Linked DNA regions of Mus musculus: regions 1 and 2 are each linked to region 3. A link is a loop called in an ENCODE intact Hi-C map of the cell type or tissue named here. Cell type or tissue: heart. All regions are shown on one strand. Each heading gives the region's core, and the rest is flanking DNA. Links, peaks and the distances in the headings are about the cores only.

What was found. Peaks named below come from ENCODE experiments on the same cell type or tissue, not always from the same donor. Only the 100,000 strongest peaks of a DNase experiment are listed, where the experiment ranks them.
Region 1: it touches region 3 in a loop (4-fold over the local background); 6 of 42 quality-filtered maps call a loop at or near these places.
Region 2: it touches region 3 in a loop (2.0-fold over the local background); 2 of 42 quality-filtered maps call a loop at or near these places.

The regions. Positions count from the first base shown.
Region 1 is chr4:144,760,236-144,770,137 of GRCm38, reverse strand. Gm25938 (a small nuclear RNA gene) reads left to right here and starts at 4,346; the gene lies at 4,346-4,511. In heart, for the core only: a CTCF peak has its summit at 4,233 (motif pointing left); no DNase peak of the experiment used is centred there.
Region 2 is chr4:144,946,437-144,956,338 of GRCm38, reverse strand. It overlaps Gm42344 (a long non-coding RNA gene), which reads left to right. Exons shown (of 3, transcript XR_881562.2): 1 at 1-8,819. It also overlaps a transcript of Vps13d not described here. Among named protein-coding and RNA genes, the nearest start is that of Gm42344, 5.4 kb to the left of the region's middle. In heart, for the core only: a CTCF peak has its summit at 5,234; DNase peaks (open chromatin) are centred at 4,318 and 6,328; H3K27ac peaks cover 772 bases.
Region 3 is chr4:145,046,020-145,055,921 of GRCm38, reverse strand. It overlaps Vps13d (vacuolar protein sorting 13D), which reads left to right. Exons shown (of 70, transcript NM_001276465.1): 63 at 1,657-1,805; 64 at 9,517-9,651. Among named protein-coding and RNA genes, the nearest start is that of Gm36317, 88 kb to the right of the region's middle. In heart, for the core only: a CTCF peak has its summit at 5,241 (motif pointing right); no DNase peak of the experiment used is centred there; H3K27ac peaks cover 307 bases.

The DNA.
Region 1 (9,902 bases), core at 3,294-5,793, 280 kb after region 3:
TTGGATCTGCGGATGAAACTCATCTACATGCATACACACACACACTCACTCACGCATGCCAGTTAATTTTAAAATGCCTTGGCTACCTCAAATGCTGGGCACTCCTAAACCTACCCCTAGGTCCAATCAGGGAAGTGGTCAGTGGCCACTTATGGGAAGTCTCATATTGTTGGGTGATTTTATCTCCTGCCACTACTGCATCCCCTTCTTCTTGAGTCCCTGAGATTCCCTCTACCTCCTACCTGTACAGCTCTTAAGTGTCCTGCCTCATGCCTAGCCATTGGCCACTGGTATCTTTCTTGATAAACCAAAAACCAATTGGGGACAAAGACTCAGCATCTGGACATGCAAATTCAAACATTAGCACCAGTCTCCAACAAGTAGGTCTCTCACCTAGGAGGATAAAATAATGAGTTTGTAGTGGCTGGTTTTGTGTGTCAACTTGACACAAGCTGGAGTTATCACAGAGAAAGGAGCCTCCCTTGGGGGAAATGAGACCTACTTGTAAGGCATTTTTTTCAATTAGTGATCAAGGATGGGAGGGCCCATTGGGGGTAGTGCCATTCCTGGGCTGGTAGACTTGGGTTCTATAAGAAAGCAAGCTGAGCCAGCCAGGGGAAGCAAGCCAGTATGTAACATCCCTCCATGGCCTCTGCATCAGCTCCTGCTTCCTGACTTGCTTGAGTTCCAGTCCCGAGTTCCTTTGGTGATGAACAGCAATGTGCAAGTGTAAGCTGAATAAATCTTTTCCTCCTCAACTTGCTTCTTGGTCATGATGGTTGTGCAGAAATAGAAACCCTGACTAAGACAGGGTTTCTGATAGTGTTTTGGATCCTAGGATGGTGTCCAGATTTGCCACAGCCAACTGGATGGGATCATAAGAAGACAAGCAGACATGTAAATGACATGTCAGTCATTTGGATGAATGGTGGTGCCATATTTCTCTTCTGTGAAACAGAAGCAATGTAAATGGAGTAGCTAACACAGAACATGTTCAATATGCCATAAACTGCATAGCTCAGGGTATTTGACATATTTGAGTTCTTGGCTTATGGAACCACAGGGATGCTATGGAGTCTTTGGGATATCATCCCTTCTTCTCTTTGCCTGAGAAAATCTCTAACCATGCTCTCTGGATGCAAGGGAGGATTAGGGTTTTTATGGTGCTATACCTATATCAAATTTTTTGTTTGTTATTGATGAGATGCCACCTACCCTTCCCTTCCATAGTAAAACTCTTTCATATGCTACAAATGTCAGTCATATTAAATGACTTTCTATATGAGCCTCTCCAAATCTTTGTGTCCTTTCTAGTGACCTACTTCTACTCACCAGCTTGCATTTCCTAAAGACTCTACATCCACAAAATTGGGCCAAAGTCTGGGCAAGAATCATTCAAATCACGAGTCTGTGTTGGATATTCTGCATTTAAACCACAGCATTCTTGGTCACACAATGCAAAAATATTTATTAATGTAACTTTGAGAGTCCTCAAAATTCTTAAGTCCTTAAAGTATTCAAAAGTCTCTGACTTCAGACTTTACTGAGATTCAAGGCAATCTCTTAGACATGAGTCACTATAAAATAAAGAAAAACTGTTTTATCTTTTCAATAGATGATGGTGTGTAGTGATCGATCACATTCTAATATTTGGTAGTACAGATAGTTAGGGTATAGTGGACCAAAGTAAAGCTGAAACTCTTCAAGGTTTCAGTATGAAACCCTACACTTCCTGGTCTGTTGTTGGAGCACATTATGCCCTAATGTGAGCCTCAATTGACTTGGAGAGCCCTGCTTCCACAATACTGACAATTGTAATCCGTCTCTTGAGATGGCCAGTCTTAGTCCTCACCTCTCTTTGGTAGATGTTTAAAGTTTCTGTCATTGCCAATATTCTGGGCTTTTCATTACAACTTAGTCTTTACTCTAAATGTCCATTGAAAAACTGTGTAGATGCTGTCACTCTGCCACACACTGTCTGACCTCCGAGGTTTTTCTACAGACACTTCATGTACGCCTCCAATGACTTATAAATACTTCATTCTTCCTGAATCTTATAAACAGCACCATGTAGATGCTGTCAGCTCAAGAAGTAGTTGTGCCTCCTGAAATCAAAACTGAAGCAGCTTGGATGTGTCTGGGAAGTTGAGCAAAGAATAGTACTTCTCTAATAGTTTCAAGCCATTCACACATTTGTTCATCTGTTGTAAACGATAGGCTTAACAATATGCTTTCAGATCCTGGATCCTTTAGTGGTAGGATTCTTGCTGTTAGCACATTTTTTTTTTTATTGTTCCAGGGTAGAACATATAGATTCTCTTTCATGGTACTCATCTCCTTAATAATGAAAGATTCTTTGTCAATATTTGGGTTGTTTGTTATAAAAAACCTTTTCTTTGTCAAAATGTATGTTTTTCAAGTCACTTTACTTTCAGTCTTCACTGCAAACCTGGCTAAAAGCTATGAGCAATTTCTCTGTTAACAGCCTGAGTCACTCTGTTAATACTCTGCTGCTCTGCATTAGCATAGGCTTTGCATGCTGCACCGCTTGATGACTTTCACCAGATTGGATTGGTGAAGAAATGAACAGACACACAGACACAGAAAAGCTGCAGGTGAGTGGTCTCAGCTTTCTGATGGAGAAGCTATAGCACTCCAGAAGCTAGCATGTTTATTATATATAGTCGATCAGAGGTATAGGCTATTGCATGTAACCCGACAAGGATTCAGGTTTAGCTAATGTAGATAGAAGCAATCTCTGCAGTGGAACAGTCAGACTTTAGGCAAGAGTATCTAAAGAGGAAAGCTATGGTAGGTAGTTTCTGCACATATTATCAACATTTACATTTGGACTAGAGGAATGCTTTGTCATCCCAATGAGACTCACCAAGGAGGAAGAGCTTTGCCACTTTCATGGTTTGGGGCATTGGTCCTTGACATGGCCAAGCCCATTCACTCAGAGCTTCACTCATTCCATATAATCTACCAAAGTAACCAAGTCATTGCTTTTAAATTCTGTCTCACTCAGATTTTTTTCTTAGGATCTTATCAGAATGTAGAATTTTTTTTTGCAAGATTCTAATGTACATGGCCTCTGGTCCACTTCCCAATCATACCCTGTTCTCACTTGAAGCCCCATTGTCACGCTCCTGTTGATATTTGGGGTAGTATATCACCCATTATGTGAATAGTTGTTCGGCAGTTAGTGGGGCTATTTAGGGAGTTTACAAGGGGGTGTTGCAGCCTCACAGGAATGAATTACATCACTAGGGGTAGACCTTGACATTTTCAAGTGTAATCACACCATTTATAGTCTTCCTTCATTTTCTTCCCTCCAACCCCTCTCATTCAGCTCCTTGCATGTCCCTCCTCCTAATATGACTTGAATTATTGGCCTCATTTTCTATGAGCATCCTTGTTACGTTTCATGTATCTATACCTGCTGAGTTAGTTTACTGTTGCTTGTATATACATGATTTCAGGACTGACCACTGGTAGAGTACAAATAATTAGGGCCTTGTTCCTAAACTAGACTATCTCTCTCTCTCTCTCTCTCTCTCTCTCTCTCTCTCTCTCTCTCTCTCTCTCTCTCTCTCTCTCTCTCTCTCTCTCTCTCTCTCTCTCTCTCTCTCTCTCTCTCTCTCTCTCTCTCTCTCTCTCTCTCTCTTACTAGTCCTTACTTGTCTGTAGTTCTTTGTCTAGGGGATGAGTCCCCCTAAAGTATCTTCCTCTATTAGCCAGCTTCTTGGTGCTGTCATTATACAGGTGTTGCTCAGGAAAAGATTTGTCTTATTTGTAATTATGTGTGTGAATGAGTGTCTAAGTAGGGATCTGTGCCTGTGAGTGCAGGTGCCTGTAGAGGTATAGGATCCCTTAGAGCTGTGTTTATAGGCATTGTGAGCCAGTTGACATAGGTACTAACAACTGAACATGGGTCCTATCCAAGAGAAACATCTGTTCTTTACCCCATATCTTCTTTCCAGCCCTGAGAAGTAAAAATACCCAAATGGTAGTGGGCACTTCATAAAAGGACCTGATACTGAATCACACTTGAATGTATGTGTTTCTAGTGTTTTCAGGAGAACCCAAGATGTGGCAAGAAAATTCATAGCTAAAACATGCATCTATTTCTCTGAAGACAGGCTTCAGTGTCCCTGTCATATATTCATCTTTCCTACACTCTCCGTGGCTTTCTCGTTCTCTGTAGAATGATGCCACCTTGTGGCCTGTGTCTCTTGTGCTAACAGCATCACTGTACTTCTTTCAGTAGAGCAGCTCAGCTTCTGTTGAATTTTGTTAGATTTCTCTGGCTTCTGGAATTCATTTTTACAAATAAACTGGCTTACAAATTACCTAAGAGGGAAGACATCATGACCATGAGTAAAGTGCCCTACCCAGGGTGAGGCTTATCCACTGCACTCTGGGTATGCACACCCCTGGTATTTCCCTAAAAGTGGGAAACTATACTGTATAATTTTGTTAATGGAGAAATGAATTCCCACTTTCTCCTTAGTAAAACTAAAACAAATGCATTGGCTTAAAACAACACATGATTTCCCTTGCGTTCAGGATTTGAGGATGGAGTTAAATGGCTGGTTTTCTTCTAAAGACTCATGTGGAGAATTCGATGTCTTGTGTATAGTTAGTTCTTTTGTATAGATAAAAGCAACAGAAATAAGAGCCTGACAGAAAAACTATCTAGTCCCATTTATCCTTGGTGGCTTATAGCAGTTTTCTGTTTTTTTTAAAGAGATATATGCAGTGAAGGGACTATGTCTGTAGAGTTTGCTCTTGACTGGGTTGACTGGGGAAGTACTGCAAAGTTGGTCAGCCAACTAATTCGTGAACATGGAATGTCTTTCTTCTTGTAGTACCTTCTTATACTCCACCTGTCTTTTTTCTTTGCTCTATCACTATTAAGCATAGCCTCTTTCGTGGATTTTAGGAGGGCCAACACCCTGAGAGAGGCAGCCTGTCCCAAGCACATTTAAATAATATATTTAAACATATATTATTTTTATCGTATATTATATACTAACCACAGTTTACCCCCCTTCCTCTCCTCCACATGCCTTCCCTCCCCTGCCCCTCCACCAGATCTACTCTTCCTATGTTTCCCTTCAGAAAAAGAGAGGACTTCCAGGGATACCACCTAAACATGGCATATCAAGTTACAACAAGACTAGGCACATCCCTTCATGGTTAGGCTGGATGAGGCAATCCACTAGGAGGAAAATGGTCCCAGAAACAGGTAAAAGAGTGCAAGGGGCCAGACAGTGGTGGCACATGCCTTTAATCCCAGCACTTGGGATGCAGAGGCAGGCAGATTTCTGAATTTGAGGCCATCTAGGTCTACAGAGTGAGTTTCAGGACAGCCAGGGCTATACAGGGAAACCTTGTCTAAAAAAACCAAAAAAAAAAAAGCCCCAAAACAACCAAAACCAAAAAAACCTCAAACCCCCAAATCAAACCAAACCAACCAACCAACCAACCAAACATACAAACAAAAAACCAAAAAGAGTGCAAGGAACCATCCCTGGCTGAGGGCAAGGGTTGGAACCAATAGATTCAAGAGAAGCTAAAGAAGACTCAGACACAGGACACCATTCAGCTTTGTTCCATGTGAGACAGGACAGAAAGGAAGCACATTTATATATGGCTTGACTTATTCTGACAACCTGTGTCTCTTATAGGCTTTATTTATATATAAAGTTATTTTCTCAGAAACTTTATTTATTGACTGCACAGCTTTTCAAAATACACTTTATGTCTTCCTTGATTACAAAAGAATATTGAAAGAGCATTTCATGTAAGCATTTCTCTTTGAGTCCTGAGCATCTCTCACCTCCCAGGTCTCTGGTGCATTCTGGAGGGTTCCCCCAACCTTCTATATCCTGAGGTTGCCTCTTTCCAGCAGCTGAAAGAATCAGATGCAGATATTTGCACCCAACCAATAGACAGAAGCAGTTGACCCGTTGTTGAATTAGGGAAAGCTGAAAGAAGCTGAGGAGAAGAGTGATCCTACACTAGGACCAGCAGTCTCAATTAATGCTTTCTTTCTGCTGGCCTTCAGGGCTTCAGTCATTTTCCCTCACCAAATACCAGATCAGGTTCCACCCTCACTTCCTCCCACTCTCTTTCCCTCTCAGGCCCCTCCCTCCCTTCCTTCTTGTGATTGCTTTCTTCTGTCTCTCAAGTGGTCTGAGGCATCCTTACTGGGCACTTCAGCTTGTTTAGCTTTTTGAGTTCTGTGGACTGTATCTTGGGTATTCTGTACTTTTTCTTTTTGGTTAATATCCACTTATTGCCTGACAGTAGGGAGAAGGAAATTATAGAGCCCACCTCCAACAGGAAGACAGGACATCAAGTGAGGGATGGGGTTGCCATCCTACTGTCACAATTTTGACCCGTAATTGTTCCTGTCTGAGAGAATTACAGGGATGGAAGTGGCCAGTGACAGGCCCAAAGTGGGATCCAGCTCAAGGGGGAGGTCCCAAGGCCTGACACTATTACTGAGGCTATTGAATGCTCACAAAAAGGGACCTCTCATGACTGTCCTTGAAAGACCCAACAAGCAGCTGAAAGAATCAGATGCAGATATTTGCACCCCACAAATGGACAGAAGCAGTTGGCCCCTGTTGTTGAATTAGGGAAAGCTGAAAGAAGCTGAAGAGAAGGGTGATCCTACACTAGAACCAGGAGTCTCAATTAATCTGGACTCCCGTGATCTCTCAAACATTGGACCATCAAACAGGCAGCATATACCAGCTGATATGAGGCCCCCCAACCTACATACAGGAGAGGACTTCCGAGTCGGTATTCATTCAGAGATGATGCACTTAAGTGGGTGGTGAAGAGGTATGTGATGTGGAACAGTCAGAGGGTGAGTGGGTGGGGAGTAAGATATAGAGTGTAAAAAATAAATTAACTAATAAAAAAAGAATATTGAAAGAGGCGCAAAACAAGCAAACAGCAATTTTATAAGAGCTGAAAAATTGACATTATGATAAAATCAATGTTCTTTTAACTCAGTATCGTCTTCTTTTTTTAAAAATATTTTTATTACACATTTTCCTAAATTACATTTCCAATGCTATCGAAAAAGTCCCCCATACCCTCCCCCCCCCACTTCCCTACCCACCCATTCCCGTTTTTTTTGGCCCTGGCGTTCCCCTGTACTTGGGCATATACAGTTTGCATGTCCAATGGGCCTCTCTTTCCAGTGATGGCCGACTAGGCCATCTTTTGATACATATGCAGCTAGAGTCAAAAGCTCCGGGGTACTGGTTAGTTCATAATGTTGTTCCACCTATAGGGTTGCAGATCTCTTTAGCTCCTTGGATACTTTCTCTAGCTCCTCCATTGGGGGCCCTGTGATCCATCCAAAAGCTGACTGTGAGCATCCACTTCTGTGTTTGCTAGGCTCCGGCATAGCCTCACAAGAAACAGCTACATCTGGGTCCTTTCAGCAAAATCTTGCTAGTGTATGCAATGGTGTCAGCTTTTGGAAGCTGATTATGGGGTGGATCCCTGGATATGGCAGTCTCAGGATGGTCCATCCTTTCGTCTCAGCTCCAAACTTTGTCTCTGTAACTCCTTCCATGGGTATTTTGTTCCCAATTCTAAGGAAGGGAATAGTGTCCACACTTCAGTCTTCATTCTTCTTGAGTTTCATGTGTTTAGCAAATTGTATCTTATATCTTGGGTATCCTAGGTTTTGGGCTAATATCCACTTATCAGTGAGTACATATTGTGTGAGTTAATTTGTGAATTTGTTACCTCACTCAGGATGATGCCCTCCAGGTCCATCCATTTGGCTAGGAATTTCATAAATTCATTCTTTTTAATAGCTGAGTAGTACTCCATTGTGTAAATGTACCATATTTTCTGTATCCATTCCTCTGTTGAGGGGCATCTGGGTTCTTTCCAGCTTCTGGCTATTATAAATAAGGCTGCTATGAACATAGTGGAGCATGTGTCCTTCTTACCAGTGGGGACATCTTCTGGATATATGCCCAGGAGAGGTATTACTGGATCCTCCGGTAGTACTATGTCCAATTTTCTGAGGAACCACCAGACTGATTTCCAGAGTGGTTGTACAAGCCTGCAATCCCACCAACAATGGAGGAGTGTTCCTCTTTCTCCACATCCTCGCCAGCATCTGCTGTCACCTGAATTTTTGTTCTTAGCCATTCTGAGTGGTGTGAGGTGGAATCTCAGGGTTGTTTTGATTTGCATTTCCCTGATGATTAAGAATGTTGAACATTTTTTCAGGTGCTTCTCTGCCATTCAGTATTGCTCAGGTGAGAATTCTTTGTTCAGTTCTGAGCCCCATTTTTTAAGGCGTTATTTGATTTTCTGAAGTCCACCTTCTTGAGTTCTTTATATATGTTGGATATTAGTCCCCTATCTGATTTAGGATAGGTAAAGATCCTTTCCCAATCTGTTGGTGGTCTTTTTGTCTTATTGATGGTGTCTTTTGCCTTGCAGAAGCTTTGGAGTTTCATGAGGTCCCATTTGTCAATTCTCGATCTTACAGTACAGCCATTGCTGTTCTATTCAGGAATTTTTTCCCCTGTGCCCATATCTTCAAGGCTTTTTTCCACTTTCTCCTCTATAAGTTTCAGTGTCTCTGGTTTTATGTGAAGTTCCTTGATCCACTTAGATTTGACCTTAGTACAAGGAGAGAGGAATGGGTCGATTCGCATTCTTCTACATGATAACAACCAGTTGTGCCAGCACCATTTGTTGAAAATGCTGTCTTTCTTCCACTGGATGGTTTTAGCTCCCTTGTCAAAGATCAAGTGACCATAGGTGTGTGGGTTCATTTCTGGGTCTTCAATTCTATTCCATTGGTCTACTTGTCTGTCAGTATACCAGTACCATGCAGTTTTTATCACAATTGCTCTGTAGTAAAGCTTTAGGTCAGGCATGGTGATTCCACCAGAGGTTCTTTTATCCTTGAGAAGACTTTTTGCTATCCTAGGTTTTTTGTTATTCCAGATGAATTTGCAGATTGCTCTTTCTAATTCGTTGAAGAATTCAGTTGGAATTTTGATGAGGATTGCATTGAATCTGTAGATTGCTTTTGGCCAGATAGCCATTTTTACAATGTTGATCCTGCCTATCCATGAGCATGGGAGACCTTTCCATCTTCTGAGATCTTTAATTTCTTTCTTCAGAGACTTGAAGTTTTTATCATACAGATCTTTCACTTCCTTAGTTAGTGTCACACCAAGATATTTTATATTATTTGTGACTATTGAGAAGGGTGTTGTTTCCCTAATTTCTTTCTCAGCCTATTTATTCTTTGTGTAGAGAAAGGCCATTGACTTGTTTGAGTTAATTTTATATCCAGCTACTTCACCGAAGCTGTTTATCAGGTTTAGGAGTTCTCTGGTGGAATTTTTAGGGTCACTTATATATACTATCATATCATCTGCAAAAAGTGATATTTTGACTTCCTCTTTTCCAATTTGTATCCCATTGATCTCCTTTTGTTGTGGAATTGCTCTGGCTAATACTTCAAGTACTATGTTGAAGAGGTAGGGAGAAAGTGGGCAGCCTTGTCTAGTCCCCGATTTTAGTAGGATTGCTTCCAGCTTCTCTCCATTTACTTTGATGTTGGCTACTGGTTTGCTGTAGATTGCTTTTATTATGTTTAGGTATGGGCCTTGAATTACTGATCTTTCCAAGACTTTTATCATTTGTCAAATGCTTTTTCTGCATCTAACGAGATGATCATGTGGTTTTTGTCTTTGAGTTTGTTTATATAATGGATTACATTGATGGATTTTCATATATTAAACCATCCCTGCATCCCTGGAATAAAACCTACTTGGTCAGGATGGATGATTGCTTTAATGTGTTCTTGGATTCGGTTAGCGAGAATTTTATTGAGT
Region 2 (9,902 bases), core at 4,032-6,531, 99 kb after region 3:
TATGTGTTTCAGCAAATACATGCATATCTCTATATTCTTTGTCCTTTTTATCTTTATGATAAACATTTAGTTTTTTCCCTTGCATTTTCATTAATAATGTCTTAGAAATCATTCTATATCAACACAAAAATCACATTCTATTTTTCTTGGATCATATAGGATTTCCATTGCATATGTAGTGTTTACCAGTGTCCTACTGATGGCCACTCAGATTTTTTTCCAGTCTTCTTGTTATTGCAAACAAAGCTGCAGTGACTCACCTTGCTCGGGCCTGATTTTGCAACATGCTCAGAGTCATAAAAGAGGAATTGCTCTATCTCTACACATTGGCAGTTTCATAAATGCTTCTAATTACTTTCCATAGAGATTAAAGTTTTATATGGCTGCCAGAAATGAAGGGCAGTGTGCTTCCTCACACCTTTATCATGGTTATATAATAATCTTTTTTTTTCTTTGCCAATTGGAGAGAAATGAGAATGTAAGTGACGTTTACTATGGCTGTAATGTGGGCTTTTTTCCCCCAAGTGTTCATGTGCTGGAGCCGTTACCTTCAAAGTGATGGTGATAAGAGGTGGGACATGTAAGAAGCAAGACCTAGTGACAGGTCCTTAGGTTGAGGTATGCCCCAGGAGGGATTAACATAGTTCTAGTTGCCATCACTGACTTAGGTATTGTAAGTGGAAGTTGTAGTTGTGGCCAGGTGTGGTAATACAAAACTACAATTCTAGCACTAGGAGAGCTGAGGCAGGAGGATCACAGATTTGAAGGCAGACTGGGTGTTCCATGCTGTTTGATGGGGACACGTGAACAAATGTCTGTTTTCCCCAGATAGAGTACACAAGAGCAGACCAAAAAAACAATTCCACCCCAGTCTAGCTTAGTGCAGTAGTGAGTTTACTGGGATGATTTACAGGCATACGTATGAGGGTCACTTACAGAAGCATGGATGACTGAAAAGCAGCTGCATCACCAAAAAGCCCATCCCAGAATGAATGACAACTCTTATTGGCTGCATTAAGACTGGAAAACTAGAGGATAGCTCACCCAAATGAAGAGTCTCTTCTCCAGAGCAATTGTTACTATTTATATACCCTTGCGTAGAAGAGGGGAGGGGGCTTGTCATACTTATAATTTCAGGATCTTCCTAGGACTTGTGAGTTATATTTACTTCCTAAACCTTAATAAGCCTCCTAACCAAAAGAGAATGTTTCCATTAGGTGGAAATAGCTACACAACATTTCACCTATTCCTCTGACTCTCATAATCTTTATACTCCTTTCATAATGCTTCTTGAGCCTCACAGAGGGGAATTAGGGATGTTTGATTCTTTCCTTCCTTCAGTTGCTAAGCCATGGGCCACTACACTACAGCAGTAGTCACCCAGTTTCTTGACCAGGGCAGTTTGAATGAGAAATGTCTCGGGTAGGCTCATGTACATGAACAATTGGTCACAGTTGGTAAAGTAATGGAACCTTGAGGTGGTAGAGCCCCAAGTACCCAGATTTGGTCAGTTTTTCTATAATAATGATAGCCCTTGGGGCTGGTACATAGCTCAGGTCTAGGTGTCTTCTTCAGTGACATGCTGCGTTAGGTTTTGAAGCAAGGTCTTTTGCCAAACTTGGAGCTTGATGGTTTGTCTATACTGGCTAACCAGCAAGCCCAGCCCCAGAGGACCTCGTGCCTCTACTTGACCAGCACTAAAATTGCAAATTCTCTGCCATGTTCAGCTGTTTGATAGACAGAGTGTGAGGATCAGAGCCCAGCTCTTCATTTTTGTGATGGACATTTAAATAGCCGAGCCAGACCCTCGGGTCTGTCTGGGTGAATTTTAAGAATGCTTACTTTATCCCTGATTTTTAGCAGTTTTCTATACTGGCCTAGGTGTGGTATTCTGGCAATTATCCTAGCTGGGATGTACTGAGCTCTTGAGTCTGTGGGTTGATATCTTTCATCCATTTGAGGAAATGGCCTTTATCACTTCCAGTGTTTTCTTTAACCCATTTCCTATCCTCTGTAACTTCAAATAAAGCATCTCCAGAGACAGCAAGATGACTCTCACGTAGAGGCACTTACCACCAAGCCTAGTGACCTGCATAGTAAGAGCTGAAATTCAATCCCACAAATTGTCCTCTGACCTCCACACATGTGTGGTATAGCCATGAAATTTTGGAAAGTAGAAAAAAATGTTTTTATTTAACAACATTTATTTCCTATTTTGTGGTATTTTAAAAATGTTATTGCTTATTTCATTACTGTTGTTTTTCTGACAGGGTAGCCTTGAACTCACAGAGATCTGCCTGTCTCTAGCTCCCCAAGTGCTGGGATATGTGTCAGCACATTTGAGTATTGTTATGATTACGATTATTTTATTTATTTACAATCCAGCCAGTTGCCCTCCTGGTCTCCTCCCTCACAGTTCCCCATCCCATTCCTTCTCTCCTCTGTCTCTGAGAGGATGCTCCGCCACACCCAGGTCTCCCCCCTCCCTGGGGCCTCAAGTCTCTCGAGGATTAGATGCATCTTCTTCCATTGAATAGAATACTTTTGTTCATTCTTTGACTATCTATCTATCTATCTATCTATCTATCTATCTATCTATCTATCTATCTATCTATCTATCTATCTATCTATCTAACATGTCTCCATTGCCCCTTCATGTCCTCTGGTTTCCTTTGTTAATAACCTACTACCTCCAGTTGGCGCTGTTGGTTAGAATGTCACCTGATTGTACTGACTTGATCTTGTGACAGAAACCACAGCTACATGTTCATGAGAGCCATGCCCATGTCCTGAAGACTGCCTTCCACAACACTCCTCCTCACCCTCCAGTTCTGACACTCTTTCAGCCCCTCTTCCAGAATAGTAGTGCCTGAGCTTTGGGTAGGAATTAGTACAGATGACATCTTTAGGTCTGACTACTCAACAGATAAATATTCTCAGCACAGTTGTGAATCTCTGCATTAACTGCTAACTGCAACAGAGAGGAGCTTTCCTGGCCAAAGTTGAAGGCAGTACTAATCTCTGAATGTGAGCATAACTGTTTCGTAGGTGGTTTAACAACATGTCCAAAACAACAACAACAACAACAACAACAACAACAGCAACAACAACAACACAGCAGTAGAGGGTTTCTCCCAGAGCTGGTGACCTCCTAGGCCATTGGCTTTTGACCAGGTTAATGGTATGAGACATGAATTTCTTCCTGTGGAATAGGCCTCAGATGAATCTAAAAGCCCATAACCTTGATGCCATTACTATAGCCCTGGGCACATCTATCCTGGCAGGTCAGTCTAGCAGCCTCACTAGCTAGCCAGCAGGAAGAAACTTTTTTTAAATTAATTTATTTACATCAAACATTGTACCTCCTCCTGATCCTCCCTCACAGAGACCCTCCCCACATGATGACTGTGGTACCTGTTCCCTAACAGGGTTCCCGTGTCTGGCCTCAGTGAGAGACGATGCGCCTACCCTGGCAGGGAGAAACTTTTAAAGTCAATTCCAGTTTGATTTCCCTATGACCTGCAAAGTATGTGGTGTCTTCAGCAATAGGGTTTTTTGCTGTCTAACTGTGGAGGACAACCAGGAGCTCTGACAACAGCTTCTGTTATGAGTGTTTCTCGGTCTCCTTGACCAATGACTCCTAAAGGGATATCCCACACCTAGTACTGATATTTTCATTTAAGAACTTATGTCTTCTTTGGGAATCATTGTTCCTCTATGTAGGAACTTTATGTTGCACCTCCAACTACTTTTAAATTATATTTTTAATTAGTTTACAAAGTATGGATTCCTATAGAGGGTTTTCATATATTTTTACTTTTGATTAACCTACCCTCACCTTCTTCTCCCCCATACACCCCTTGTCCCTGGTTAAACCATTAACTCTCAGTATTCCACCCTTCACCCCATAGCCCTGCCATCTTCATATTATATGTGTTCTATTATTCCCTTTTCCCTTAAGTCCTCTTTCCCTCTCAAGAGTCCTTTTTTGCTTCCTGGGCTTAGAGCTACTCCACATTTACACACAAATCTCAAATTTTGAACTAGGATCTACATCTGAGTGGGAATCTGTGACATTTGTCTTTCTGGACCCGGGGTGCCTCACCTTTGATCTGTTTTCCAAAGATTTCATTTTTCCTCATAGATAAATAAAAGCCCATTGTGTTTATTTTGGTTTCCCACTCATTGGCTCATGGATATCTACGTTGATTCCATTCCCTAGCTATTGCAAGCAGAGCGGTAATGAGCCTGATGAGTAAGTTTCTCCCTCGGAAGACTGGAGCGTTTGGGATACATGCCCAGGAGTATCACGCCTGGGTCATATGGAAGTTCTATTTTTAGCTTTTTGAGACACATCCAGATTGGTTTCCATAGTGGTTGCCCCAGCATTTGTTGTTATTTGTTTTCTTGATGATAGGCGTTCTGACTGGGGTGAGATGGAATCTCAGTGTGGTTTCAGTTTGATTTCTCTGATGGCCAACGATGTTGAACACTTTTAAAAATGATTTTTAACCAGCTATATTTTTGGTGTTGTTCAACTCCATGGCCCATTTTTATCATTTTGCTTTGCTTTGTTTTCTTGCTGTTTATTTTCTTACATTCTTGGTATGACTTAGAGACTGATGCTTGGCCAGATTTGTAGTCGGCAAGTATTTTCTCCCATTCTATAGGGTGCTTCTTCATTTGACTGACAACTCTTTTTGTATGTATGCTTAGGACTCATCTGATTTTCTTCACTTTTACACAGATCAGGGACCAAACCTAGGGAGTTGTGCCACTCACAATAGGCTGGTTCTTCTGATATCAATTAATGTAATTAAGACAACCCCCCCCACCACAGAATACTCACAGGCCAACCTGTTCTAGACAGTCCTATACTGAGACTCTCCTTAGGTAATTCTAGGTTGTATCCAGTTGAAAATGAGAACTATCCATCTTGACAAGCAAATGCTCTCACCTCTCCCAGTGCCCTCTGACCTTCTGTCACTGTCTCCCATTGGTGGAGGTTAACAGGAAGTCAGGGTCAGGTGCCCAACTGATACAAGGTGTGGAAGCCAGTCACATTTATCACATGAGACAGATCATGGAGATCAGCTAGGCCCATGGATAGAGCAGGTTTGCTCAGAAGGCAAATGGACCACGTCCCAAACCTCCTTGTCCCCCACCACAGACCATTCTCCATGGAGCAGCCTGAGGATACCATGTGCTTTCAATGGGAAGGCAGGACAAAGCAGAGCCACAAGGTGGCCAGAACCTGGACTTATGCCACTCTAACTAGAGGAAGGCTGCCAGCTAAGCAGGAGAAGAGAAGTTGCAAACCACATTTATGTTGCAAACCACATTTATGTTGGATTTACTACATATGTAGGTTTTTACATAGCAACCCGACTCTGCATACCCACAGAACAGGGCAGCACGGTTTCTTCTCTACAGCATTGTTGGGAGACTTAAATCAGGTAGAACTTGCTTCAAACGATGCTTTCAAGCATCACGAATTCCCAAGCAATGGCAGCAATTATTATTATTGCTTAGTATGTGAAAGGAATTCAAAATCATAACATCTTTTCTTTTCTTTTCATGTGTATGTGTGGCTTGCATGCACAGGTGTACACGTGTGGGTGTACATGGTGTGTGTGTGTGGAGGTGCATGTGTGTGCACCCACATGGAGAGGTTTAAGGTTAACATTGGGAATCTCCCTAGATTGCTTTAGGAGAACAGACAAACTGTGAGGAATATATACAGAAGGTCAGCGTCCCCACCTCCAGCCCCATCCCAGAGGCTTCTGACAGTGTGGTCTCTAGGGGTGGAGCTTATGCCAGACTTCCCACAAGAATTCACAGTGTGGCATTCGGACCCCAAGAAGGCCTTTAGGGACACTGCATCCAGGCCAGCACCTGAGTCTATCCTGTAAGACAGAATAGAGGTAATCCTGCTTTCAATAGGCTCAGCCTCTTCTGCTTTTGTGTACTGGCTTTTCTGGTTATCCCGGGGACAGGACTCAGGTCAGAGAGAGGCTTCTCGAGAATGTGGAGAGGAGAGGTAGGCCCAGCCTCTCCAGTACAGTAGTGAACCCAGCCTTCCCAGTGCCACTACAAAATCACCAGGTATGTGCCTGAGCCCAGTGGCCACTGCCCACCCCTGGGTGGCTCCCTACCCACAAGGCCATGGCTTCTCCATCAGCTATCAGAAGGAGCAGGAGGTGCTTTGAGATTCAGAAGAGGTAATCAGACGGCCTGTATTGCCAGTGTGGCTATCAAGTAGCAGCAGATACCTAGCCATAAGCCTATGACCAGGCCAGGGCAGGGTGTTCCCTGCTTTGAAGGATTGTCCCCCAAGCCCCACCCCCATGCAGAACAGACCATTCTCAACTTTGCAGTGTTGCAACCAGATGCAAGCTGCTGGCCTGGCTGGCCCAGTGGAATGTACTGCTGGCTCTCTCTCTCTCTCTCTCTCTCTCTCTCTCTCTCTCTCTCTCTCTCTCTCTCTCTCTCTCTCAGGGAGTCTGGATCCTGCCCCTTGGGGAGAGGCTGAGCTCACCAGCTTTCTCCATTCCTCTTCTTGATTGGCACTTTAATGAGGGCAGAAGGGGCTGACCCCCTGCCAAGGGGCCAGTTCATGCCCCGTTTATCTCACAGCCCGAGTCAGACTAAAACAACACTGCAGGCCTAGCCGCCAGGAGCCTGGGGGCCTGCCGCCCCCACCCTGGGTGATGGATTGAGTGACCACAGTGAGCTGGCAGCTGAAGTGTGTGGTGGCCGCACCTTCCTGTCAGTGTGCAACAAAGGAGCCTGGCCCCACCGGCTGGCTGGCCAAACCGCTCTCCTCCTTGGGGCAGCTCCAGGGGCTTGGCCTTCCTCCCTGCTTCCTGAATACCAGTGCCAAACTTCTAGAGACAGGTCTAGGGACTAGCCTGATATACTCTGGAACCATTCTGGGGTCCTGGGGGGGCAATGCCTGGAATGAGGCCTTCTGAGGTTTCAAGCCTGGCTGACCAGAAAGTACATTTTTTTGGGTTCCAAGTGTCAGGGTCCAAGATGGACTTTTCTCAGCGGATTCCCCATCTCATGCACATCTGACCAGCTCTGAGCCCACTCATGGGGGAGTCCAGCCAGGCCATCTGTTTGCTGTGCAGCTGTGAGTGAATTTATCAACCTTGCTGAACCTTTGAGTCTTTTTCCCTAAAAGGCTTATATTTGTCTCCCTCATTGGGTTTTTATGAGAATGAAGATTAGGCAAAGCCAGCACTTCTATAAGCCAGGTCTCAGGGGCTCAGTTTACCTGATTGTTAAGAACTACCTCTCAAGTATACACACACACACACACACACACACACACACACACACACACACACACACACACACACACACAAAGTGCTATGGCACAAATGTGGAGCTCAGAGAACAACTTACAGAGGTCACTTCTCTCTATCTACAACATGGGTTCCAGGGGATCAAACTTGGGTCGTCAGGGTTGGCAGTAGACACTGTCACTTCCTGAGCCATCTTGCTGGCTCCTTTGATTGACTTTCTGAGGAGGTACCAGGGACAAACCCAACATCTCAATCAGGAGTTGTCTCACTCTCTCCACCGGCATTCTATCCTATGGCTTCCGGATGAAGCTCACTTTATACATTAGCCTCAAGGCTAATTTAATTTACCCAGTGTAGTGCAGAGTAGAGACAACAATTCTAACAAGACGTGGCTCTGAAGACCACAAAGCTATTCCCAAGACCCTGGGTAACAGACTGGAATTTCCCACTGGGAAAAAGTGGACAACCCCAGAGGCCCCCACAGTCAAGGAGCTGGAGCAAGGTTTGTGACATTCTTCTGGGCCACCTGGGTGAGTCAAGATGCCAGCCTTTCTCATGGCTCTGCTGATGGCATCAAGTGAACTTGAACTCTAAGCTATTCCCCAGACCCCACAGAAAGCAGGAGCCACAGAGGGAAACACCCCACCCCACCCTGCCTTCAGCAAAGGGGCATTGCCGTTGTAAATCCTCTGCCTCAAGGCTCCCTGGGGCTTTGCACCAAGAATAGACAGTCTCAAAAGTCCCAGCTGTTTGGTTCCTTGGAACTTCATCTATAAACCCAGGCCTCCCTGGAGAGGGGAGGGAACCATTCTCCACTTGGAGGAGATATCACCTCTCTGTGAACTCCCAAAGGGCAGGAGGCCAAGTCCCAGCCAAGGTCAGAGGAAGTGACACGACCATAATAGGACTTCATGTGGACCTTCTGGTTCTTCTTGCAGGCCCTCCAAATCAGGGCTCTGTCCTTCAGCAATAATACCCTCCACACTGGACAAAAGGTGACATTCTTGAACAAGGCAAGGTAGATGGGGCCTTGGAAGGTGGGTTGAACCTCAAACTCTTAGCCAACAGACATAAATAGACTTTGGACCTTTAGTTAGGCCCATGAGGCCGAGTGCCCAGGCTCAAGTCTGTGGAGCGGCCTTAAAACTTTCCCAGAGTCGTTTCTTCCTGTCTGTCAGCCCCAACTCAGCCTCCAGCACCCTTTTGCAGTGGTATCGTCAGTAAAGCTTTCCCTCACTGATCCTGCTCTCAGAGGGACCCCTCACCCCACTAGACAGAATAAACTATGTTCTATTCTGGGTCAGGCTCTGCTGAACTCCACAAGCCAGTCCAAAAAGATGCCACATGTTAATGTCAGGCTGTAATAAGCCAGGCAGGCAGAGCTGTCTCTGCTTGCCTGGGGTCCAAACAGTCAGCCAGGCATGTATCTGACGCTTGCTATTGCTATGTCCTTACAGAATGTCACCCCTGCTGTATGAACACACTCCACCAGCCTGTGTCCAGGGACTGGTATGTTTTATTCACCACTATAGCCCCCAAACCTAATAGACTTTTGTTGGATATTTGATCAATGGATAGATGTGTGCACCTCTGTGTGTGTGTTTGTGTATGTGTGTGTGTGTGTGTGTGTGTGTGTGTGTGTGTGTGTGTGTGTGTGAGAGAGAGAGACAATGAGAGAGAGAGAGAGAGAGAGAGAGAGAGAGAGAGAGAGAGAGAGAGAGAGAGAGAGAGAGATTAACTAAACATACTCGGGCAACTCTGGGGGTAGGTGGGGAACAGACATCAAAGGATATGCGTTCCAAAGTTGTATACAAATGCTACAGAACAAGATACAAGAGAATAATGGCAACAATGTATAAAGACCTATGTGGAAGAGGAGGCTGGAAAGATTGTAAGGAGGGAGAGGGGATGAATGACAAAGGACTGACATAGATTGTGGCAGCAAGTGCACAGCCTACATCCATTCAAACCAAACATGGCACTAGCACAGAAAGGGAGAAGGGGACAGGAGCTCCCATGAACCAAGAAGTTATCTCCAACTGACAACTGCTCACTAAGGAAAAAAGTTTTCTCACTGGGTACACAAACCACACTTATGGTAGCCCTACAGCCAGCAATAGACAACCAACAAAAAACAAAGTCAGTGATTTTTTTTTGTCACTTGTTTTGTTTTGTTTTGTTTTGTTTTGTTTTGTTTTGTTTTGTTTTGTTTTGTTTTGTTTTGTTGAGACAGGGTTTCTCTGTGTAGACCTGACTGTGCTGAAACTTGCTCTGTAGACTATGCCTGCCTAAGAACTCATAGATCTGCCTGACTTTGCCTAGAGATTGCTAGGATTAGAATTAAGGGCATGTGCCATCACCCTGGCTGAGCCTTTTTTTGTTGTTTTTTTTCTTATTGTTCCTTTGCTTGTATAGTACCATTTTCAATTTTGTGTATCTCTAGGTGTGTGTTTCTTGTGTGTTTTTATCTTTGTTTAATTTTTTTGTTTTCTTTTTTAAAAAAAAGAGAGAGAGAGAGGCATGGAGTCGGGTAGATCAGGAGGAACAGTATGTGGGAGCAGTTGAGGGAGGGGAACCTGTGATCAAAATATG
Region 3 (9,902 bases), core at 4,283-6,782:
GCTGTTGTTTCTGTAGCTTCCCCATCACAGCCTCTTCTCCTGCTGCTCTAGCTAAGAAAGAAGGCAATGATACACAGCAGCCCTTTCCAAAGATGTCTTTTGTGTGCATGCGTGCATATGTGTATAAGCGTCTTCCCTGTGTGTGCAGTTGCTTGTGGAGGCTGAAGGAGGGGGTCAGATCCTCTCGAGTTATAGGTAGTTGTAAGCTGGCTTCATTTGGCTGCTGGGAACTGAACTAGGTCCTCTAGAAGAACAGTAAGCACTCTGAACTGCTTAGTCATGTTTCTAGCCATGCGGCTTATTTTTATGTGCTTGTTGTTTTGAGACAGTCAGTCTTTGTAGTTCATGCTCAAGTTCATGATCCTTTAGCCTGTTACTGTCTGCTTTTATCCACCATGTTGACTAGAGGGGAAATACATAGACATACCCACAATGCAAGAAAAATATGTTTTGTCTTTATAATCTAGATTTAGAATTGAACTTTAAATCTTCAGCATCGTAAGTAAAATAGGATTAAGCTTTTAGAGTATTTAGTATTATCTAGGGATTTTGCTCAGTGCCACTATATGCAGGTAGCATACATGGGGTACGGGACTCTGTCCTTAGTGCCTCAAAAGGAAAGAAAGTAAAAAAGAGAAGGAGACCACTATTTGGGAGGAAGAACAAGCCCCTGCCATCTTAGTTGAGTGCTTTGCACTTTGGTCAGTTCAGGCTCCAGTTTATTTGGAGTTACACAGCCACCTGAGTGCTCAACAGCCAGGCAGGTGTTCTGTTTGGCTCCTTCCCCATAAGATTCACTTCAGGTTTCATGGGTCATATTTTTCTTGTGAATCCCTCTCAGAAGTTTTTTACAGCCTTGCACAGAGAAACTTAGGCTTTTTGGAAGACCTTGTCTGCCTGTCATTACTCTTCCTCTACTTTCAGTAGCCAGTTGAGTGTGGAAGACAGGTCTTCCTTAGAGCATCCTTCAACTTCAAGTAGAACTGATGGCAGCTTTGACTGTAAATGTGCAAAGTAGCTGTGAGCGTTCTCTCTGGTTTTTCTTCGAAGCCACCGGAAGCCAAAGGGAAGCTTATTGCTTATGGACACCTCCCCTCCCCCCTGCACGGAGTGCATTGCTATTCTAGCCCATGCCCCTCCTTTGTACTCATGGACTGGCAATTAGAAACTCTGCCTCGATTATCTTGCTTCTGAGACTTGCCCTGCTCAGGAGGATGCTGTGCCAGCACTTTCTCAGGAACTGTTTTTATTCCCCAAAGTGTTGCTTTATGTTGAGAGTGTCTTTTTGGCTCAGCTGTACTGCACTCTAGACTCATATAACCTAGATCATAGGTTCTTGAAATGACAGCAATAGTTCTGGAAAGCCTGTGGTCAGCAAATGAACCTGTGACCTTTGGCTTTCTAAGATATTGTCTGCTGGGTGGCTCAGAGTCACAGTTTAACCGATGAAGCTAACCTACCTTTGTATAACCAATGTAACAGCCTACTTTTATATAATAATGCGTCTGCATATTGTATACATTCCTGAGCCCACAAAGAAACTAAGAAAATTTATGTAGGTTTTTGTTTGTGTAGGTTTTTAGGTGAGGTCATACATGTTTGAATCATGATGCCAACAGCTTTTGTTTTCGTTTCTTACTTATGCCTTTGGATCAGAGGTGGAAAAGTATGATGAAAACATCCATGAGAAAACAGCAGAGCAGGGAGGAACTCCAACTCGATACTACTTTGAGAACCTCAAGATCAGCATCCCCCAGATCAAGCTCAGTGTGTTCACCTCCAACAAGCTGCCACTGGACCTTAAGGTGAGCTCACAGCTGGCACACTCTCTGTGGGAGTGTGCGTTGATGGTTCATTCTGTCTGTCTGGAATTAGTACTCACAGCATTTACTTTGTACCTTTCCTTTTATAGGTGTTCATTAATTTGTGAAATACTCTTTTTGTCTAATGTTTAGGCATAACTTTGCTGAAGATCAAGATATTACCAAAAAGGATAAAACTGGATGATGTAACTCTCATTTATTTTTTGGGTTTTTCTAGATTTACCTCAGGGCAGTAGAAACCTTTTTCCTGGGCTTGTTACTTGTCTTAGGAACTGAGGCTAAGGTAGCCTTTCTTTTGACCCACTGCCCAGATCTCTCTTGCTGTCTTCTAAGCATCTGGGGTAAGTGTCACTTAGGAAGGTCTGCCACCTTAGAGGGAGACTCAGCTATAATCTTGCTGGAACATGGCCTTGTACAGCTTCAGGACATAACCCTCCTACTAACCATCTTGATCCACAGGTGACCAGGACAGCCTTAACAACACCTTCACTTTTAGTAACAAGGCATATTTTAAGGAAGGGAGCAGGCTGACATTCAAATCCAAGTCTGTCATGTCTGGGTTCTGTGCTGCATCCTGGCACATAGGTGAGGCTGTCATTAGACTGTGTGTCCTCAATGGTGCCCTTGCTTGATAGGTGGGGAGACAGAAGTTTATGGTCTTGTTTCTTTAGCCTAGTTAGTAGCAAGGTGTTGCTCAAAGCAAGAGCAGGGTCAGATGGATGTTGAAATGTCTAGCCTTACTCAGACTCTAAGTCTGCCTCAGACTGGCAGCCATTGCTTCTGGTTCTCCCTTGTACTGTGCTTGAAGACAGTTGTCCAACCCTCCCTCTTCCCATTGCCTGCTCACTCTCCCCTCCTTCCTTCTCTCAGAAGATCCAGGATACCCACTCTCTCCACAGAGGAACATCTAGATAGCTGAAATGAGTTGTGAGCCTGCAGTGCTGGGCTCTGATGCCCATGCCAATTCTGCTGCAGGGTCAACCTGCAAGTGCAGGGAACCTTTAGTCCAGCACAGCTCCATGAGGAGGGTCAGCACAGCCCCACTGCAGCCCACTGCCAAATCATCAGGTTTATATGGAATCTCCTGGGTTTTAAATGTTGGCCACCAACTCATATTAAAAAAAACAAAAGAAAAACTGACTAAAACCCAGCCTTGTGGGCTTGACAGAACACATGTGTGGGCCTCATGTGCCACAGCCTGCCAACTCCCAGCTTCTAAAATAGACCTATAGGTGATGAGACAGCTGTCTGCTCAGCGTCATCCTCTAGATAATAGGGGTGATGGCTTCAGTGAATGAAGTCAAGGGAGGGCTAGCTGGGACCAGGGGCAGCATCCTGAGAAAAGAGGTACAGTGCCTTTCTCCTCTCACCACTTTGCTGCTCAATCTGCCCTAATGTTGTATTTCCCAGGAGGCTGGAGATGGTTATAATTAGCTTGGGAGTAAGGGGAAAACCATGGGAAAACTACTGTCTTGCTAATATCCACAAGTATCCACTTGACTTATGTGACCTTTGGAATGGATTTGTTTGATAAAGTCTGTTCCCCCAGAACACTTGGCTCTCACCCAGCAAACCAAAGCTAAGCATTTCCTGCAAGTGTAAGACTTCTTGATTTAAAATCATCTTGTTAAAGATCACAGACCCCAGCATTCCTCTCAGCGCTCCCAGCAGAAGTGCCTGGTCCCTAGTCCTATGGGACTGATGCTGTGTGTCCTTTGCTATCCAATGGTACTCCTGGTATCGATGCCATGTGTCCTCTGCAGTCCCGGGTACCTAAGCCATGTGTCCTTCACAGTCCTGTGATACAGATGCCATGTGTCCTCTGCATCTCTTACTGGTGCAGTGTGTGCTCTGCTGGAGTGATTCCAGTCCTTCATGTTGACGGTCTTCCTGGTATTCTACTGAATTTAGAGCACTCTTAAGCAGATGCCATGACATACCTGTGTTTCAGCAGGATGTTGGGATTGGAACTTCAGAGTGGAGCTCTGGGGTTGTGGAAGTCACCATGTTACTATACCTTGAGTATTCCTCCTGGAGTCTGGGACTCCTTAGACAATATCACTTAGTCAGAGTTTTCTAACAGAGTAACAGGCCTTTATTAGGAGCTCTTAGGAAGAGCAATATACTCTTTCTGATGAATATGGAATCACTAAAAACATGTGCTTAGAAACGGAGCCCTCTCCCTGAACAGCAGTCACGGGAGTCTGTGTAAAAGGTAACCCTGTCTTAGTATTGAAGGAACAATTGCCTCCATTCTCTGGATTCCCAGGCAGGAGCGAGGCTGTCAGAAATGTTGGGGGAGGGGGTTCTGCCTATCCAGATTTACACTGAGGTACATTGTTGCCAGATACAGTGTCTGTCTGGTGACTCAAAGGCATCCACACTGTCCAGGTGACTGGAAGCTGTCTCCATCTGCTATCTTCTTTGGATTCGTGACTGACAGAAGAAGGGAAGCTAATATTCCATTTCATAGACACAAGAGCACAGCTGCCCCTCCCTTCTCCTCATGGTCTCTCTGCATAGAGCTTGCATGTTAGAGATGCCATGGCATATTGAAAAGCCAGGTAGCTTTTAATGGGGATTTCCTTGACTCCTTTAAAGATCAAAAGATACCAGGGGGTCTTTAAAAGGTTTCAGAAGGTGGCCTACAGCAGGCCTTTTCCCATTTAGAGCATTGGGGTATAACAAAAGAAGGACCTTAATTGAGCAATCTAGTTTGGAAGAAAACCCACACTTTAATGGTCAGAGAGCAGGGGGTGGGGGTAAGGGGGAGTTTCAAACAAAGACACTATTTAAAAAGCCTAAAACTGTCTTCTCAAAGGCTTGAAATAATTTGTTGGGAAACTTCAGACCCTTTACTTTTTCCCTTCCTCTCTAAATAAAAACCAGATTTGTTAAAAGGAAAAAAGATCCAGTATTGTTAATTGTGTTTCAGAAAGTGCCAGAGAGGGAAGTAGCCCCATAGTTTTAAACACTGTCCCCAAAGGGAAATAGGCACATGCCCTGCTTCACATAAACAGTCTCTATGTGCCATAAATAAACCTTTAGAGAATGAATTCCAGACAGTTTTGTTTAGTGTGGAATAAACTAAGAAAGGAAAGGACACGGCCCAGGGACTAGCTGTGATCTGAGGCCTCGTGGACAGGTATTTCTTCTTTCAACTTGGCGCCGTCTCTGGAAGGCTTCAGCCGTTTTGTCTGGGAAGTGGGAGTAGATACTTCTCTGTTTTATCAGGAACGTATGAGCACAGGTTGCTTTCTCCAGAATCCCCTCTGCAGCAGGAAGATGCTGCCTGAGTAAATCAGGATCAGAGCTGTGACCTACTATATGCAAGCAGTGGCTCAGTTCATTGGGAGGGCGCAATCCTATATGGCTTTCTTTTCCTCTCATGCCTTCTTCCACAGACCAGATCAGCCTGAAGGTGGCAGAGTAATTCATACCAACAGGCTGGCCCTGCGCCTCTGCAGATAAGGGACCCCAGACAGTAAATGACTAGGTGAAGACAGTTTCACTTCAGGACTGGGTACTTCCTTGGTTCCAGGGTAGATGGTGCCTGTTGGGAGGACTTTGCAGCTTGGTAGAGGTCAAAGGTCCCTGCAGCAATACACCAGTCTCTTTTAATGTTTGGTCGCAATGAGGAATTTGTGTTTTAGTGGGTTTTTGTTGTTGTTGTTTTGTTTTAACTTTCTGGCTTAAGCTTTTGTTTAATCATGCTTTCTAAATCTCTTCTTATTGGAGTTGCATTGGTAAGACCATGTCCTTACACTTTCATAGCATGATTGGCCTTTGACTATGAATAAGGAGTTTAAGCTGGCTGTCAGTTTCTCTGTCAGTGAAATGGGGGAAATTAGGCATGCTCTCTGCCGACTTCATGCCTACTCACTCTTTAGTGGGGAGCACGGCTGAACAAATGCAGAATGACTTTGAGAAGAAATAGTGGAGCCCTCTGGCTTGGGCGCTTTCTACCAAATAGGTAGTTGCTGTTGTGAAAACAGCACATTCAAGTCTAGGATTCGCTCATGGCTAGTCATGTGACTTTAGCTGTGCACTTAACATATCTTTAGTCTGGCTGGCTTTAAATTTAGTCTATCTCTCAGTTCAAAACACTTCCATCAAAGACAAGACTTTTATAAAGATTTTATACAATGGGAAGAGATTAAAAAAAACCAATAACCTGATAGAAATCTGGCCATCATCGGTGTTTAAAACCCCCTAGTGTTGAATTTAGCAATCTTCCTGTCTCAGTTTCTCAAGCACTAGAATTGCAGGGGTGTGCCACCACACTGGTAATTCAATGATGGTCTCAGCTCCTAAAATTCTTCCTTCTGATATCATCAGTGACATTCCAAGTACCAAACCAGTGCTCTCTCCCTGTCTTCGGCTCATCTGGTCTGGTCGGTATTTATTTGATTGTTTGTGCCATGTATCTTCTGTTTGGTATTTATTTAACTGTGTGTCTTCCTGTGTCTCTTCCTCTACTGTTGCTTTGTGTGTGTGTGTGTGTGTGTGTGTGTGTGGTTTTGCTTCTGTGAACTGTCTGATCCTAGCACTTGATCAGGTTTCTATCAGGTTATTGGTCTTTTATATCTTCACTACAAACTCTTTCTAAGTTTTGTCTTTGATGGAAGTAACAGTGTTTTTCAGGGTTTAATTTGCCTTTTTATTTGGCTGTGTGTGTGTCCTGTGTGTGTGTGTCCTGTGTGTGTGTGTCCTGTGTGTGTGTGTCCTGTGTGTGTGTGTCCTGTGTGTGTGTGTCCTGTGTGTGTGTGTCCTGTCTGTGTGTGTCCTGTCTGTGTGTGTCCTGTGTGTGTGTGTCCTGTGTGTGTGTGTCCTGTGTGTGTGTGTCCTGTGTGTGTGTGTCCTGTGTGTGTGTGTCCTGTGTGTGTGTGTCCTGTGTGTGTGTGTCCTGTGTGTGTGTGTCCTGTGTGTGTGTGTCCTGTGTGTGTGTGTCCTGTGTGTGTGTGTCCTGTGTGTGTGTGTCCTGTGTGTGTGTGTCCTGTGTGTGTGTGTCCTGTGTGTGTGTTTTTGGGACAGCCTTGGGTGTTGTTCCTCAAGAGCTGTTAACCTCATATTTTGAGATAAAGTCTCAGTGACCTGGGCCTTGCCAGTTAGGATAGATTGGCTGGCCAACAAGTCCTAGCTATGCCTCTCTATGCCCCCCATGTGCTGGAATCACATGCGCAAACCATTGTGCCTGTGTTTGAGGGGTGATGGGGGTATACCAAACATGATGGGAACCCCATCACCTTTCAAAGCCCTTGCTTCTACTTCTTGTTGATGAGACATTGTAGACATAACTTCTCTTATATTTCTAAAAGAACTCTCACAACAAACTTCCTGTTGTCTCTCACAGGTCAGATGGGTGGGACTAGCTTCAGTATAACCTTCCTAGTGAGCCCATATCTTTAATAGATAATTTCAGCATTTCCACATGGTGAAGGCATCAGAAAATACAGTGTAGAGGCCTGAAGGTCTCTCGATTCTCAGGCTCACTGATTGCATAGCCTTACCTTTGAAGCAAATGACAGTTATTAAAGATTCTGGTGAAGGGAAAATAGACTTTCGACAAGAACACCAAAATATATCCATGGCAGATGCAAAGAACTGTGGCCATTTTAACTTACCATAACTACCTAGGGACACACTGAATGTGTACAAGGTATTCACATAGAAAAAAAAAAACATTGCTGGTGTCGTTAAAGGCCTGGATAGATTAGGGCAGAGCCCAAGATTTATAGTAGAGAGTACCCAAGATAGTCCTTAAAGCCAGAGTACTCACAATTCGTTACAGGACCACATCAGTTAAAATGGGAGCACTGTGGTGAGCAGAACAAAAACAAAAAAAGTGGAAACAGTCATGTGATTATAGTAGAAAGAGGCCCTGTGCTTAGTGCTTAGTGCATTAGTGCAGAGATCGCAGGTTACATAAGAACCAAGCGTGCAGTGTCATGGTGTGAGTGTGAAGTAAAACAGACATCAGGCTTTGTGACCTTAGTAACGAGGACACAGAGAGCCTCTGACCAGAAGAGAAAAGATTGAAGAGAAAGCTCTTCTTCAAAGTAAGCTTGTCTCATGATTGAAAGGCACCATGTAACGAATAGTAAGACCAGATACAGGGGGAGAGAAGGTTTCTGCAATATGTTTATGCATGTACAAAAGTCCTCCAGAAAAACACAAACACAGATAACTCCCTGTAGACATGAGTAAAGATCTGAATAAGCACATTATAGAAACAGTGTCCAGGAGCTAGAATGGTTATAAAATGTGCACAGCCTTATTATCATTCATGAACCGGGGTATCAGCACATACCGTAAGATCTAGGGGTATATCTCAGGGGCAGAGTGACTGATTGCCTAGTGAGCATAAGGTCCTGGGTTCAGTTCCAGCAGCACACATACACAAAAACTAATCAACAAAACCCCAGGAAAGTTATTTCTTCCCGTTATTGATGTGAACATAGAACAGGGGGCTTTACTAGACTACTGAAAAAGGTTCGAGCTTTCCTGGCTCCTCTGTGAAACTTTTTGGCAGTATATACTCAGGTTGAACCTGCTCATTCTTTATTAGCCAGCAGCTCCACTCCTCCTAGACATGCACCAAACAAAACAAAAACAACACATGGAGAGCCACCCAAAGGACTTGGGGATGCTTCAGCTACTTCATTCATAGTAGTAAAACATTCTCAGTGGCCAGTGTGGCAGTACACACCTTTGACCCTAACACTCTAGAAGCAGAGACAGGAGGATCTCTGTGAGTCTAGAGCCAGCTTGGTGTACAAAAAAGTTCCAGGTCAGCCAGGGCTACGTAGAGAACCCTGTCTGTCTCAAAACAACACCTAACTTTCCACCAACACTAATGGTTAAATGGGTATTACTTGTATGATGTAATATGTAAAAATGAAAATTAATAGGATATACTATATACAACAGCATACAATGCAAATCAGGACAACATAATCTGTAGAGAAAAGAAATAGTTTGTACAGGGGGCAGGCTATTTTTAAGGCAGAAAAGACAATTTACTTTCTGACCTTGGGGCTGCTGCAATGATTTAGTAGTTAAAGCTCTTACCATTGTGAGCAAGAGGACTGGAGTCAGGATCCCAGAACACCACGTAAAATCTGAGGGGGCATGCTGCCCTGTCTACAATTCCAGTCGAGAAGAGATGCCTGGAGCAAGCTTGCTAGTAAGACTGGCTGTCTGGGAGTTCTGAGTTTGATGAGAATACTCTGCCTCAAAGAACAAGATGGAAGTCAGTCAAGGAAGACTCATATCAGCTTTGTATTTCAACACATACACACGTCCACATGATTATGCTCAATCCCCACACACACACATACACATACACACCACACATACAGGAACATGCAAGTGACAATAAGAGGGAGAAGAAAACAAATTGAGTGTTGTTTGTTAGGGCTGCGCTGTCCCTGTGCAGTGTACATTAGTCAGAAAGGAGGGCATGTCAAATACAGGTTCAAACAGACCAGAAGGAATTCTACTATGAGCCTGGCAGTGTTTGCTATTGTAATGCTGAGATATGCATGACTTTGGGTAATAGAAATTTATATATTTTTTGTCATATTTTACTTTTGTAATTATAGGGGAAATCCTTATATCTAGGTGGTAATTCTTAGTTCATAGTCTTTCATGGATTCTAGAATTATGTAGTTCCCTTTCTTCCCCATCTAAGGCTCTGAAAAGCACCCTAGGATTCCCACTGATTCGGTTTGAAGATGCTGTGATCAATCTGGATCCCTTCACTCGGGTGCATCCCTATGAGACCAAGGAGTTCATCATCAATGACATCCTCAAGCACTTCCAGGAGGTTTGTGAGCAGACGGGAGGGGTGTGAGCAGACGGGACGGGTGTGAGCAGATGAGAGGGGTGGGAAAGGGCCAGGTGGGGACAGTCAGGGCCAAGCAGCTTCCTCTTAGGTATTGGGGATCTGTCACTTAGATGTCACTACTGTGTCACGTCTCGAGAGTCAGCGCTCTCTCTCTCTCTCTCTCTCTCTCTCTCTCTCTCTCTCTCTCTCACACACACACACACACACACACACACACACACACACACACA